Linked DNA regions of Mus musculus: region 1 is linked to region 2. Evidence: chromatin loops called from intact Hi-C (ENCODE). Cell type or tissue: left cerebral cortex. All regions are shown on one strand. Links, peaks and the distances in the headings refer to the core of each region. The heading gives the core; the rest is flanking DNA.

Region 1 (7,867 bases), core at 1,171-6,170, 320 kb before region 2:
TAAGAGGAGAGCTTGCCTGCAGAGACTGCTCTGAACACTGAAACTCAGAGGATGGAGCTAGTCTCCAAGGTCTGCTGATAGAGGGTAACAGAAGAACCAGAGGAACAATCTCTAAACAGAGACAACTATAACAACTAACTCCAGAGATTACCAGATGACGAAAGGTAAACATAAGAATCTTACTAACAGAAACCAAGACCAGTCACCATCATCAGAACCCAGCACTCCCACTTCACCCAGTCCAGGGCACCCAGACACACCCGAAAAGCTAGACCCGGATTTAAAAGTATATCTCATGATGATGGTAGAGGACATCAAGAAGGACTTAAATAACTCACTTAAAGAAATACAGGCGAACACTGTTAAACAGATAGAAGACATAAAAGAGGAAACACAAAAATTCCTTAAAGAATTTCAGGAAAACACAACCAAACAGGTGATGGAATTGAATAAAACCATCCAAGACCTAAAAAGGGAAGTAGACACAATAAAGAAAATCCAAAGTGAGGCAACGCTGGAGATAGAAAACCTAGGAAAGAAATCTGGAACCATAGATGCGAGCATCAGCAACAGAATACAAGAGATGGAAGAGAGAATCTCAGGTGCAGACGATTCCATAAAGAACATCGGCACAACAATCAAAGAAAATGGAAAATGCAAAAAGATCCTAACTCAAAGCATCCAGGAAATCCAGGATACAATGAGAAGACCAAACCTACGGATAATAGGAGTGGATGAGAATGAAGACTTTCAACTCAGAGGACCGGCAAATATCTTCAACAAAATTATAGAAGAAAACTTCCCAAATCTAAAGAAAGAGATGCCCATGAACATACAAGAAGCCTACAGAACTCCAAATAGACTGGACCAGAAAAGAAATTCCTCCCGACACATAATAATCAGAACACCAAATGCACTAAATAAAGATAGAATACTAAAAGCAGTAAGGAAAAAAGGTCAAGTAAGATATAAAGGCAAGCCTATCAGAATTACACCAGATTTTTCACCAGAGACTATGAAAGCCAGAAGAGCTTTTGGAGCTGTGACGAAAGGATGGACCATCTAGTGATTGCCATATCCATGGATCCATCCCATAATTAGCTTCCAAACGCTGACACCATTGCATACACTAGCAAGATTTTGCTGAAAGGACCCAGATATGGCTGTATCTTGTGAGACTAGGCTGGGGCCTAGCAAACACAGAAGTGGATGCTCACAGTCAGCTATTGGATGGATCACAGGGCCCCCCATTTGAAGAGCTAGAGAAAGTACCCAAGGAGCTAAAGGGAACTGCAACCCTATAGGTGGAACAACAATATGAACTAACCAGTACCCTGGAGCTCTTGTCTTTAGCTGCATATATATCAAAAGATGGCCTAGTTGGCCATCACTGGAAAGAGAGGCCCATTGGACTTGCAAACTTTATATGCCCCATTACAGGGGAACGCCAGGGCCAAAAAGGGGGAGTGGGTGGGTAGGGGATTGTGGGTGGGGTGGGTATGGGGGACTTTTGGGATAGCATTGGAAATGTAAATGAGGAAAATACCTAATAAAAAATAAAAAAAATAAGCTAGTTGTGTACCTTTCATTTGTGGATCCAAAGATAGCTCCTGGGCAGATGTGTGTGTGCAGCAAAACCTCACTGCTACAGGCTCCCATCATTGTCTCCATCTAGGGCCTGGAGTTCGGGAAGGAGGTAAGAGACAGGGGTAGAAAAGTCCATATCAATGGAAAATGTTGCCAAGAACCCCAGTAAGACATGAGCAGAGATGTTTGAGCCAGATCTCAACTAAACCCCACCTCCACTCACCAGAGTTGTGCTCAGAAATGAAGGTACTTAGTTACAAATGCTGATGTGCACAGGGACATGGTGAGCTGGGGTGGTCACATGGCCTCAGCAGTGAGAATGTAGAAGTCAGGAAGTAGGGCCTGGTTACAAGGTTACAAGCCTTAAGGTGATCCACTGGGTCCCAACATTCCCTCAGAAACCTCTGTGTCTAGATGACACCAAGCCAGCATGTTCCCTCCAGTGTCAGAACAAGCAAGACACTTTCTCCCAGTCAAGTTTGGAAGAACAAGTTTGGAAATTTTACCTGGAGGCACCTCACCAATGGAGGCTTTCAATTCCTCTCTATTCTTCCAGATTGCAATTTACTTTTTTAAAGGAAGGATTAAGTTGGAAGCCTTGAACTCCAAGACTTCCTTGAGTCACTGGCCCTTGGCATGTTTCCTCTGAGTTTCCTACCTTCTCATATTTGTCTTTGGACTAAGCTATCTGGGTCTCATCCTTCAGTTATAGCCCGATAGCTAGTCAATGCTTCAGGCATATCTGAAGAGCATATGTTGAGGGTCAGGTTCTCTGAACAGTCCTTCCTTCTGGGTTTTCCTAGGGTATCACACCTAGGCTGATGGTCTTCTGTCCTACTTAGGGTTTATACTGCTGCAATGAAGCACCATGAGCAAAGCAACCTGGGGAGGAAAGGGTCTGTTTGGCTTATACTTCCATATCATTGTTCATTATTGAAGGAAATTAGGACAGGAACTCAAACAGGGCAGGAACCTGGAGGCAGAAGCTGATGCAGAGGCCATGGAGGAGTTCTACTTACTGGCTTGCTCCTCCTGGCTTGCTTAGCCTGCTTTCTTATAGGACCAAGGAGCACCAGCCTCAGGAGTGTACAATCTACAAAGGGCTGGGGCCTTCCTCCTCAGTTGTTAATTCAGAACATAGTTTACAGGTTTACCTATAAGCCCAATCTTGTGGAGGCATTTTCTCAATTAAGATTCCATTTTCTCAGCTGACTATAGCCTACACAGTTCATCTCCTAAAAGATGTATCTGTATTTTAATCCTTGCAACCAGTGAGTGTTATTTTATGTGGCCAGAAATGTGACTAAGCTAAGCATCTTCTGAAAATATTTATTTTTATCATGTTAAATTATGTATAGGTGTGTCTCTACATGTGGGTATATGTAGGTGATTGCAAGTACCCAAGAAGGCCAGAAGCATTGGATTTGGAGCTGAACCATCTAGAGATAGATGGCTGTGATTCTCCTACTATTAGTGCTGAGAACTGAACTTGGGTCCTCTGGAAGACCCAAGTTAAGCAAGTGCTCTTAACTGATGAGCCATCTCACGAACCCCTAACCTAAGCATCTTTAAAATTCTAATGCCTTTTACTTATTAATTTTATGTAGGAGGAAGTTTGTGTGGGTGAGTATAGAAGATAGTTTGCAGGAATCAGTTGTCATCTTCCATCATGTGGGTCCTGGGGATGGAACTTAGGTCATCAGACTTAGTGGCAAGTACCTTTACCTGCTGAGACACCTCACTGACCAAGTTAAGAATCTCAAGAGAAGTTTATCTTTATCATCTGGTTAAAAATAAATTCAATCACTTGCCACCTCATATGAGAGAGGTAGGGGAAGTTTGAGGACAACCATGTGAGAAGAAGCCACACAGGAGAGGAAGAGGCAATATGAAAAGCAGGACTAAGATGAGAGCTGGAAAGAGGGATGAGTGGATTTTTTTTCTAGAGCCTCTAGGGGGGAGCACAGCCCTGCTGATGCCTGGGAGTTCAGACTTCTAGACTACAGAAAGGGAAGTAGACACAATACAGAAAGCAAGAAAATGCATAGCTGATGTTTCAGTGTACCTGTTGATGGTTGTTTGTGACTGCAGCCAAAAGGAAACCAGTTCACCGTTGTGTGGCACAGCTCCTGAGTGAGGAGCTAATATTACAAGCTATAAGTAAGTATTTTGATACTGCTTCCCCATTCTGGAAACAGCACTTCTAATTATGGGGCACAGAATAGCACACCTAGTATGTGCAGTGTTGCTAGTAGGTCGTGTGCTACCATGGAAACTGCTGCATGCCACTTAGAACTTTGCTCCTCCTAGCACATGAGTAGGAAATCAAAGTGAGCATTGCATCAGGGCTCTATCCCAAAGGCTTGCTTCTGCTGCCTCAAAACACCCCCTAGGCTCTCTGCAAACTTTCCACCAATGGCCACAGTGGAAATTGTTTTAGTTGCTTTGTTCAGTGCGGTGACCAGAGGAAATGTAAAGAGGAGAGGTTCATCTGGGTTCATGATTCAGGGGCTGTACTCCTTCATGGTGGGGTGGTGGGGCAGAGATGACTTGCAAGGATGACTGAGGACATGCTCATGTCTCTGCAGACCAGGAGTCCTGGCTCTGCTGACTTCCACTTTCCCATCTTTGACCCAGTCCAGGACACAGTTCCACCCACATTCAATGTGGGTCTTCCCTTTTCAGTTAAATCGCTCTGGGAACATCCTCATAGACATTCCCAAGAGGCGTGTCTCCTAGGTGATTTCCAACCAGTTAGGCTGAAGGACCCCAGGGGCCACTATGTGACTTATTGAGTTCTCAGTCTCTGATTAGCAACAAAGAAATAAAACACACCATTCCATGATTTTCTTTCTATTCATGTGTTTCATGAAGTTAGTAAGGCTAATCATGCAGGATCAGCTTCCAAACTCTCTGGAAACATGGAAGAAAGACTTTCCCTCCCACGTGAAGTCAGATGTAGCCGTGTGACTTGCAGGTTCAGGAGAGGTGCTACTTTCAGAACAAGGAAATACGTTTTCCTGTATTTGCTTGTTTTATTTTTCTGGTTTGTCTTGCTGTATAGCCCAGGCTGTTTTTGAACTTGTGATCCTCCTGCCTCAGCTTCCCAAGTGCTTGGATTAGAGGCAGGTGACACCATGCCCTGAATTGTGCCTAATTTGTTGTTGTTTCTGATATGAAAACAAACAACATTCCATGATGAAGAGTGTACCTTCGAATACAGAATGGTCACAGAGGGTGGACACAAATAAAGCCTTGTCATTTTTTAGCTAGTACTGTTTGCTGGCTACTTACTATAGAAGCACAACAGCGCCTTCTTGTTCTTAGTAGGTTTAGAAGCATTCTAATCTTGTAGCACTCCGTACTAGGGGAAAGCAGCCACTCTGTGAATCTGCCTCTCAGTTCACCCCCTCCCTCTTCTGTATACCTATGGTTGACTCCCCCCCCCCAACACACACAAATACACAAGTAAGTAGTAGTTTTAAGTCAACCCAGTGTTCCAAAAGTACAAATTACTGGTCCTTTTTGTGTATTTGCTGTAGGGTGAGAAAAGGCTCTTGGCCTTGTTTTGTTTTTTCTTCACAGTACAGAGCCCCAGTTCAGTCAGTCACATCTTCTCTGACATGTTTTATTACTATCCAGGAGGCTGAAGTCTCATTAAGATGCCCAAAGTTACCATAAGTCTTACTCCAGCTCTGGAACTAGCTTCGTTGTTTTCCATCACAGTACCAAGCCGCATCAACGTCTTTGCCAAACATGCTGTTGTTCTCGCTTCTATGACCAAATACCTGACAAGCAACCTGAGCAAGTGTTAACAAATAAAGTGTTGTTTAACCCAGCCTAGAAATAGTGCTTCAAGTTTCCAGACTCGGGGTGGCACTTGGAAGAGGAAACAGTCTATCATGGCAGTGAAGGCATGACAGGTTTTGGGTCACATAGCATCTGCAACCAGAAAGCAGAGCATAGGCAGGAAGTGGACCTAAGCTATAGAACCACAAGGCTCACCCCCCCAGTGGTCTTCTTCTATCTGTAAGCTCCATGTCTTTCCACAACCTTCCAATACAGTGCTGGGGACCAGCTTACAAACACATGAGCCTATGGAGGACAATTCCCATCCAACCATTAACATGTGCTAGAAGAGAAGTCCCCATAGCAGTAAAGACCATCAGAAACTTAGAAGACCTTCTCTGTCACCAGTACCTCTTGGGATTCATTGGACCTGTGTGGAACTGGCTCTCAGCTCTATCATGACCAAAAGGGACTTATGGAAGGAATTTACTTTGACTCATATTCCAGAAAGATAAGGACCCATCGTGTCAGGAAGCATGGCAGCAAGCGGCTGACGGTGGAAGCTGCTGGAAGCACAGCCATCTTAACTGCAAGCTGAAGCAGAGGGAGGTAATTACAGATGGGGTAAAGTATTAAACTCTCAGTCTTTCCCCATGACACACTTCCTCCAGCAAGACCACACCTCTAAGCCTCCCCATACAGAACCACCAGCTGGGGATCCAGTGTTCAAAACCCCAACCTATGGGATATCCCTCAATCAAACCACCAGAGAGGTTTTCTCTATTCCTATCACTAAACAATAATTTGCTTTGGTTTGGGCAGTCTTTCTGACTTTTAGGTTTCTCTGCTACCAGGAAGTCATCTTGGGAGGACATAACAATTTCCCAGACTCACTAATGGCAGTTTTGAAAATGAGCAGGAATCGAGAAATCTATAGAAAAAGCACAAGGCTAGGCATTAATGGAGAAGTTAGGATGCAGCCCACGCCCCCCTCTTCATATTTCAGCATCTGATTTGCAGAGTATTTAGTTTCGATATTTAGCTGCCAGAGCCAGATCGGAGCATGTAGAGGGGGAAGAAATAACCCCGGAAGGGAAGATGCTTCAACTAGCTATGTAAAATAGCTGACTTCAAATTAGCTTCTGATTCAAATTAAGGTGCATTAATTTCTCCAGAGGCTGGTGGGGTGCTTTGTCTATATGGGGTGAGCTAAATGAAGCTGTTCTGTGATTCATCACCAAAGTGGCTGCCTATCACTATCATTCCTCATGGGGGCCAAGCCACCACCAGTAAGCTGATTACAGTACTTGTCCCACACAGGGTTGGAGCACGCTTGTTTTATTTCTATTTAGATTCTGAGTTGAGTCCAAGTCCAGTGGTGCTGTGATTGCTTGGGTCCTCACTGGGAGATCATTCCTCAGTAAGTTGGAACATGTCCAAGTTGTCCTGGCCATGCTGAGTCGAGATGGACATGAATGACATGGCCAATTAAGGACATCATCCATCAGTTAGTCAATTAATATGCACTAATTGGAGAACTATAGAACAGTGGGTTCCACATTACGGAGGATATAAATATGCATGAGACTGTACTCTGTCCTTAGACTACATGGGCAATACTATAGAGTCATTTTCAGTTATATTGACCCTTTCTTAGCCAGTAGTAACCATGGAAGGCACTCACGCAGACAGGCACTCCTTTCTCTGAATGGGCCCTGGAGTCATCTACTATGGCCAAGTTACTGGCACTAGCAGATGTATGGGAGATGTTAGCATGGAGACACATCCTCCCTTTCTGCCAATGTTTGTAGTTGGTGCATCCAACTGGCCCTCAGCTCATGTTCCCAGGGTTTGGTTTTATTTCGTTTATCTTCTTATTGTTACTGGATCTTGGCCCTGAACTCCAGCCTGATCAGCAAGAAGCCTGCAGTCTGTCTCTTCATCTTCACATTAATCAGGGTTTCTCAAATTCAGCACACAGGACATGTAGGGCTAGAGACATCCAGTGCGACATATACCCTCTCCACTGTAGGGTGTTCAGCATCATCCTTTGTCCACTAGATAACATCAGTAGCTCATTAGCCCCATCTTGACAATAGAAATTGTTTTCCACACATTACCAAATGTCCCTTGGGTATGAGTAAAGTCACCTCCATCTCTCTATTGATTCAGAAAGACCTCCTTGGGTCGCCGGAGTTCTCTGGCCAGGCAATCTAGCCAAATCAATGACATCTAGGTTCAGTAAGAGTTTCTGTCCCCCAAAAATAAGGTGAGGAGATTGAAGAAGACACCAGAATTAATCTCAGGTCTACACACACACACACACACACACACACACACACACACACGCATGCATGCACACACACACACACACACAGAAAGAGAGAGAGAGAGAGAGGATCACATTGTTCACAGAAATGGCCCTTTCCCATTTATATGTATGTATGTATGTGTGTGTGTGTATATATATATATATATACACACACACCCA
Region 2 (7,867 bases), core at 1,739-6,738:
CTCAACAGACAATGTCTAGTCCCCGGCTGGTGTGCACTGCAGTGGGGGTTGGGCAGAGAAAGCTAATCAGCTGAGAAGAAGCAGTTAGCACTTAATTCCATAATTTGCTTTGAGCCGCTCAAGTCAGCCATAACATAATCACCCCCTCCACCTGGCCAACAGCAACAACAGCCCAGACTGCTCAGATGTCCAGGGCTGCCTTTCTGGACGTAGTGTGGCAGCACATCAGAAAAATAAATACATGAATAAGTAACTCGAAGATTATCTGCTTTCTATTTAAAGGCTATCCCAGGTTGTAGAGAGAACATGCCTGTCAACTGATGGATTTGCTCATGAGATTCTTCTACTATGTTCTAGATATTGATACTTTATCAGTTCAAGTGCATTGGCTGCAAGAAAAAACAAAAAACAAACAAACAAACAAACAAACAAAAAACCAGAGTGTGACTGGATAGGTGGCTTAGGATGTGAAAGCTTTTACTGCTCTGGCAAAGGACCCGAGTGTGGTTCCCAACATGCAGAGCATGAGCCAGCTTACAACTGCCTGTAACTCCAACTTGTAGGATCTGAAGCTTTCTGGCTGACTCAGTGCACACATATGCACTCATACATACATGTACGTGTGTGTGCATGAACACACACACACAAGTAAAAATAAAATTAAAGCAGGTGTAGTGGCACATGCCTTTCATCCTCATGCCTCAGGAAGCAGAGGCAGATGAATCCCTGTGAGTTCAAAGCCAGCCTAGTCTACCACAGGACAGCCAAGGCTACTCAGAAAAACTCTGTCTCAAAATAAACAAATAAATAAATCTTAAAATATAAACAGTTTTTTAAAAAATTCTATGACTAATGGTGGCTTAACAAATGAGGCAATCGTCTCACAGAACTAGAATGTTTGCTGGGAGTTCAGAACTGGTTTGCAGCTCAACAACTCGAGTGGAATCACAGGATCTTCCCTCCGCTCCCTGTTGGCTGTCCTCCTGGATTCAAGATGGCTTCCACAGCTCCAAGTCTCAGAACTTTACATGACAGCCTTCTGTGGAAGAGGGAAAGGATCAACGCCCAGCACTACATAAAGCCAGCACACCGACATGTGCTGTATTACGACGTGTAGGAAGTGGGAAACAGAAGGATCACAAATGGAAGGCCATGCAGCAGGTTAGAAGTCAGCCAAAACTCCATGGGACCCTGTCTCTAAAAACAACAACAATAATAAAAATTTCGGGGCCTGGGGATATAGCTAAGAGGTAGAATGTATGCTTAGCCCACAAAAGGCCTTAGTACCATCTACAGCACATAATTGATTAAATAGTTAATTAGCTGTAAAGTTAAAGCATAGGCCTTATTAGCTACTTAAAATATAAACCAGTTTGCTAATTCCCAATGCCAAGAGCCTGGAAGGATTTGTTTGTTTGTTTGTTTGTTTGTTTGTTTTGTAACAGGGTTCCTGGGATTCTGCAGAAGCTGGGCCCAGTCTAGGTGGCTACTACCCATCACAGTTCCAGATGAACTGCATTCAGTCGACTGAGCACGCTCTGTCTTAGAATCCCATGCACTTACATACAGTTTTCCATCTTCAGAGATGTCCTTCCAGCCACTGTACCCTAAAACCACCTGGACATCTCTTGCTAATTGTCATCCCCCACCCACTGAGGGTTGGTGTTCCCCAAGTGCCAGCAGAAACAATCACCATCTTGTATTAATTTCAAATGTCTGTCTTCTTGACCAGACTATGAGCATCATTCAGAGAAGACTCTGGTTAATTCTTCATGATATCCTTAGTAGCCAACACAGTTGGGTACTCTGTAGTGCTTACTGGGAACATAGCCATCATGGGGATGGAGAGATGGCTCAGTCATGAGCTGTTTAAAATGAGAACCTGAGTGTGATCCCAGCATCCATTAAAAAAAAAAAAAAGGCATGATATCATGTGCTTATAAACCTAGCATTGGGAAGCAGGAGACAAGCAGACCCCTAGGGCTTACTGGCCAGTCTGGCCAAATTAATAAAACCTAGCTCCCAGTGAGGAACTCTGTCTCAAAAGAATTACGGTGGAGGGGCTGGAGAACGGCTGGGCAGTTAAAGAGTGCTTGCCGTACAATCCTGAGGACCTGAGTTCAGATCTCAGCACACTTTGTCCCACAAATGCCTGTAACCTCAGCCCTGAGGGGTCTAACACCCTCCTCTGTCCACACATGCTTAAGCATGCTCACTTGCACATACACATGCATACACTCACACAAACACATATAGAGACATGTGTGTACCCACAAGCCTGTGGGTAGATAAATAGAATAGAATAGAATAGAATAGAATAGAATAGAATAGAATAGAATAGAATAGAATAGAATAGAATAGAATAGAATGCTTTAAGGTGGAGAGTTTGTTATTAAGGAAGACATTCAGTGCTGGTCTATGACCCCCATCCTCACAGGTGCATGAAGGCAGAAGAAAGATTTATAAAAGGAGCCCGCCTGTCTTGTGAAAACACCTCCTTGGACTCTTGGTCTTTGCTTTAACTGGTGAGAAGATGGGCCTGGGATACAGTAGGAAAGGATGTACTTCTTGTTCACAGGACATCCTGGTTCCTTCCTTCAAAGGCAATGCAATATTGTGAGGTACCATCATGTCCCAGTTGTCCAAATGAGGGTATTTATATCCATGTCACAGAGTTATTGAGAGAATAGAAAGAAATGGCACCTGTGTAGAATTTGATTGTGTCTAACAGGCAAGTCCAAGCTGCACCCCATAGAGCTCCTGCACCCCATAGAGCTCCTGCACCCCATAGAGCTCCTGCACCCCATAGAGCTCCTACATCCCAGGGTAGATGGCAACATCATAGAATAATGTCAAGCGCTGGATGCCCTTGATGAACACACGGTAAGCATTCAATAGACGTTAGCCGTTTATATCAGCACCCTGGATCTGTGAGCAAAAGGGAAGGGGGTGTCATAATTAGTTTGTTGAAGATGTCATTCAGGTTGGAGAAGTTTCCTTCTATTTCTGGCTCTTTCTTATTCTGTTAATGTGATTGTTTCATTGATTTTTCTTTCTTTTGTTATGCTTTGATTTTGTATTTAATTTTTATTTATTATTTGTGTGCATATATGCATGCATGTGTAGGAGCATAGGCAGACCTGCCACATGCACTCACATGTATGAGCTCGCTCTCTCATTCTCTCTCTCTCTCTCTCTCTCTCTCTCTCTCTCTCTTTCTCACACACACACACACACACATACAACCAATCAATCAATAAGCAAAAAAAAAAAAAAAAACAAATAGAGAGATAATTATTTTTTGAGGGCAGTGGGTAAGTGCACTCTCACACATCCTAAAGATTATGGACCCTGCTTAGTGCCACAGTGCCAGGCTGATATCCAGCACCCTTCTATAAACCATCTACTTGGTGTTGGCCATAAATAAAGCACAAGGCATGTCCTCAGAGATTACTCTTTCTGAAAAGTTCTAATCTAGGCAAAGGAAAGGGCTCCTTGAAACTTATTTGCTGTTACTCATGGTCGCTGCCTCACGTTTATTAGTTTCATAGGAAACATTTGAGAAAGTTTTATTAAAAAAAAAAAAGGAAGCACTTATGTGCATCTCCTACCGATGCTCAGCCTACCATGCACCAGGCCACCTGAGAGACTTCTCCAAAAGAAATTCCCATGGCTGGGGTAGGAAAGCCTCTGCCCTGCTAGTACAGGCCTGAGTCAGATCCCCAGAACCCGTGAGAAAAAAAGCCAAGTGTGGTGAGATGGGCTTGACATCTCAGCACTGGGAAGAGGAAAGAGGGAGCTCTGGGCCTTAGTAGTCAGTCAGCCTAGCCAGTGACAGCCGCTGTCTCAGAATAATAAATTAGTAAAAATAAGGTTGACATCATCCCTCTGGCCTCCAAATACACACTCATGCACATAAGCACACAAGCAAGTAAATGAATATGTGTGTGTATGTGTGTGTGTGTGTGTGTGTGTGTGTGTGTTACTTGCATGTGTCTATGTACAAGCTTATACCGAGTACCAGAAGGGGGCACCAGATCCCCTGAGACTGTAGTTGTAGGTGGTTGTGAGGAATGAAAACTGAGCCTGGGTCCTCAGAAAGAGCATCCAGAGCTTTCAATCCCTAAGCCATCCCTCCTGCTGCTGCAGCTGCAGCTCCTGCTGCTGCTGGTCTTTACCCACCAACCCAGTGAGCACTCAGGAAAAGAGAAAGAATGAAAGACGGCTGCGAGCAACTTGGCCATTTAGATTTTACAAGCATCAGGAAAGTAAACCTTATTGTCGATTCTCTTCTCAATAAGGCTGGGGTTGGCTGAGGACCAGTCAGTAAGGGATCTCCCCCTGTGGGTTTGCATCTTCGAAGCAAAGGATGAACAGAAACTGGAGCAGCAACGCAGAGTGCCTTCAGGTGGGGATGTGCCTGAATAGATGCTCCTCTGCCACCGTCACTGTGCACAGGTTTAATTTAACCAATTTTTTTTTTTTACAGTCACTCAGTGTGGCAGAACTGTACAGGGATAAAGGAATGTTTACCATCCAATGCCCAACCCACAGCAGTCCTGTTTTCCTCGTGTAGAATCAAGACTGAGCATTGGCAGCCCCGCTGTCTCATCAGGCAGTGCAGGGCTCTTCAAGTTGCCATGGCAACAAAATACTCTCATCCCCATTTTTTTCTCTTACAAACTATTCAAAAGAATGAAATGTCATGCCACTAGGCTCTCTCCCACTTTTCAACTTGAATTACTTTGGAAACTGTGTATTGTGAGGAGCAGGCTGGAGGTTCCTGGGGTTGAACACGCTTTTGTGGGTAACCCTTGGCAGCAATCTAACTCTCCTATGCTGAGCAATGCCCACCTCGGGAGCTCAGCTCAGGGAGAAGTTGACTTGAGCACACTAGGTCCTCCACTCACTATGACTTTAGGTGCTTCTGCGTTTTCTTAATGAGAGAAAAAGGACTATGGTTTCCATAACAAATTTATTCTAGCCCTGTACCGTATCACTTTGCTCAAGAAAAGCTCTCAAAGGAAACCAAAGCACTAATTACAAAGCAAAGGTGAAAGGGCTTCTTGGTAGTGTGGAGTCACTTCGGCCTAGTCACATGCTTGTGGCTCGGAATAAACACAGCCAAAATTAAAAAAAAAAAAAAAATACTGATTACCACACAGGCAGATACTGTAAGGAAAGGGGTGGGGGAATAGAGTCAATTCTCTTTCAGTTTAAGAAATATCACATGAAACTCAAGAAAAAGGAAGACTATAGTGTGGATACTTCTATCCATCTTAGAAGGGGGAACAAAACACCATGGAAGGAGTTACAGAGACACAGTGTGGAGTAGAGACTGAAGAAATGACCATCCAGAGACTGCCCCACCTGGGAATCCATCCCATTTACAATCACCAAACCCAGACACTTTTGTGGATGCCAACAAGTGCTTGCTGACAGGAACCTGATATAGCAGCTTTCTCCTGAGAGGTTCTGCCAGTGCCTGGCAAATACAGAAGTGGATGCTCTCAGTCATCCATTGGACTGAGCATAGGGTCCCCAGTGAAGGAGCTAGAGAAAGGTCCTAAGGAACAGAAGGGGTTTTCAGCCCCAAAGGAGGAACAACAATATGAACTAACCAGTACCCCCAGAGCTACCAGGGACTAAACCACCAGCCAAAGAGCACACATGGTGGGACTCATGGCTCCAGCTGCATATGCAGCAAAGGATGGCCTAGTCGGACATCATGGGTAGAGAGGCCCTTTGTCCTATGAAGGCTCTATGCCCCAGTATCAGGGAATGCCAGGGCCAAAAAGCAGGAGTGGGTGGGTTGGGGAGCAGGGGGAGGGGGAGGGGAGAGGAGATTTTTCGAAGGAGAAACTAGGAAAGGGGATAACATTTGAAATGTAAATAAAGAAAATATCCAAAAAAAAAAAAAAAAAAAGGAAAGGAAAGGAAAGGAAAACTTCAAAGTTTTGTCATTTAGCCTCTGCATCAACCCCACTCTGAGCAAGCCTCAGGGGACATCACAGAAGGAGGAGGCAGACAGAATGTAAGAAATAGGGGGTGGGGAGGAGGAGCCTCCGGACCTGACAGGGAGATGTGGTTACACAAGACCTGTACGAGATCAAACCAGCTTAAAATGCCAAACACTACGGGCACCAGGTGGGGGGAAGGGTTAATACCCTCACCGCCGCTACCCTGCCTTTGCCCCTGAATCAGTCGGGATTGCTAGACCCAGGGTCATGAGAGCTTGGCCCCTTACCAGCTGCAGCACTTGGGAGAGCAGGCTCTGCACCTCACCTAGGCAGCGCAGTAGAGCTGGCCCAATGGAGAGAGCACTGGTAAGCTAGCCCTGAGGGTGTGAGCATGGGAGGGCTGCACCCACCACTCATGCTATGAGGCAGAGTAGGCGCCAGGGTGATGCCCTCCCCTTCCTGGCACCACACCACCTGCAGTAATCCGGAAAGCTGGCCCTGCCCCTCACTGGGGCAACATAGTGGAGCTGATCCTGACGGCAAAGCCACGGGTAAGCCATCCCTGAGGCTGTGCAATTGGGACAGCTGGCCCTGCCTCCTGCCAATGGCGACATTGGGTGGCCTAACCAGAGCAGGGCTGGAAAGCTGGCCCTGATGATGCAGATAAGGGAGCGACAGCAAGCTGAGCAGTTTCAGCTACCATCCACGCCCTGTTCCAGTGATTTGAGTGACACCCCCCCCCCAAACACACACACACACACCAAAATCTACATTATTTGTGAGCTGTTGTAGTGGTGAAAGGACGAGTCCTGCCGATCCAAAGCTGCAGGATCTCCATGATGGGGCAGCAACAGGATAACTAGGAGGAGTCCCTGTGAGGATCCAATATTGGTGGTGTGACCTCAAACCAGACCAATGATTCATTGCAATGAACATTTGCAAGCGAAGATGTGTGGACAGAGAGGAATACTGTGGGACACACTACAGCATACAACAGCTTCCATGATGAGATGTTTTCTATGCTTTGTTTTGTTTTGTTTATTTTGTTTGTTTATGTGTGTTTTATTTTCTTTGTTGGGGGGAAAGGTTGCAAGGGCAGAAGTTAGATACAAGGGGGTGGGGGAGATGAACAGGACTGGGCTGGGGTGCATGATGTGAAACTGACAAAGAACCAATTAAAAGTTAAAAACAACAACAACAAAAGGCCAGCCAGCATGGGGGGTGGGCATCCTGACCCCACCCCTAGCTAAGGAGTTATAAGTCGCTGATGACTGCTGGGAGGAGGGGGAGTCATTTTTCATTAGGAGCCTGTCCACACTGGTTTGTTTCCCGTAGCCCTTGGGTTGACATGCCTTCTGGATGTTCCTCAGACATGGCAAGACAACATGGAAACCTCGAGAAGGAAGTGCATTCAATCCAATGCACGTTTTAAGCAGCTGTGTTTACTCAGCCTGGAAGAAAAAAGAAAAGAGAAAAGAGACAGAAACGAAAAAGCGAGAAGAGGTGGGCATACAAGTAAAAGCTATGGCTGGTCTGCTTGAGGGACGATTTGATGGCTGCATATTCCATAGCATTTGTATAGACATTACTTCTTTGGTTGGGTTTTTTTCATTTATTTGCTGGTTGTCTTTTGAAGGAGAGTCTGGTATATTCCAGGCTGGTCTTGAACTCACTAAGGGGACCTGGAATTCCTGATCCTCTGGCCTCCACCTTCTAAGTGTATATTAATCATATACCACCTGCATCCAGCTATCTCTTTGTATTCATCAAGCAAATTTGCTATTTCATTAATATAATTGTTATCATCTATACTATTATTTCCATCTTATGGAGGCCAAAGTCAAGGCCATAAAAGTCCAGAATCTTGGTTAGGGTTACTATTGCTATAACCTTATAACCAAAACCCC

The links. A loop is a pair of places that touch in the nucleus more often than their neighbours do. Peaks named below come from ENCODE experiments on the same cell type or tissue, not always from the same donor. Only the 100,000 strongest peaks of a DNase experiment are listed, where the experiment ranks them.
Region 1: a loop joins it to region 2, with 3 times the contacts of the local background. A loop is called at or near these places in 3 of 42 quality-filtered maps.

What each region holds. Positions count from the first base shown.
Region 1 is chr6:82,290,168-82,298,034 of GRCm38, forward strand. No RefSeq gene overlaps it. Among named protein-coding and RNA genes, the nearest start is that of Tacr1, 110 kb to the right of the region's middle. In left cerebral cortex, for the core only: a CTCF peak has its summit at 3,539; a DNase peak (open chromatin) is centred at 3,617.
Region 2 is chr6:82,604,923-82,612,789 of GRCm38, forward strand. No RefSeq gene overlaps it. Among named protein-coding and RNA genes, the nearest start is that of Pole4, 44 kb to the right of the region's middle. In left cerebral cortex, for the core only: no CTCF peak of the experiment used is centred there; a DNase peak (open chromatin) is centred at 4,602.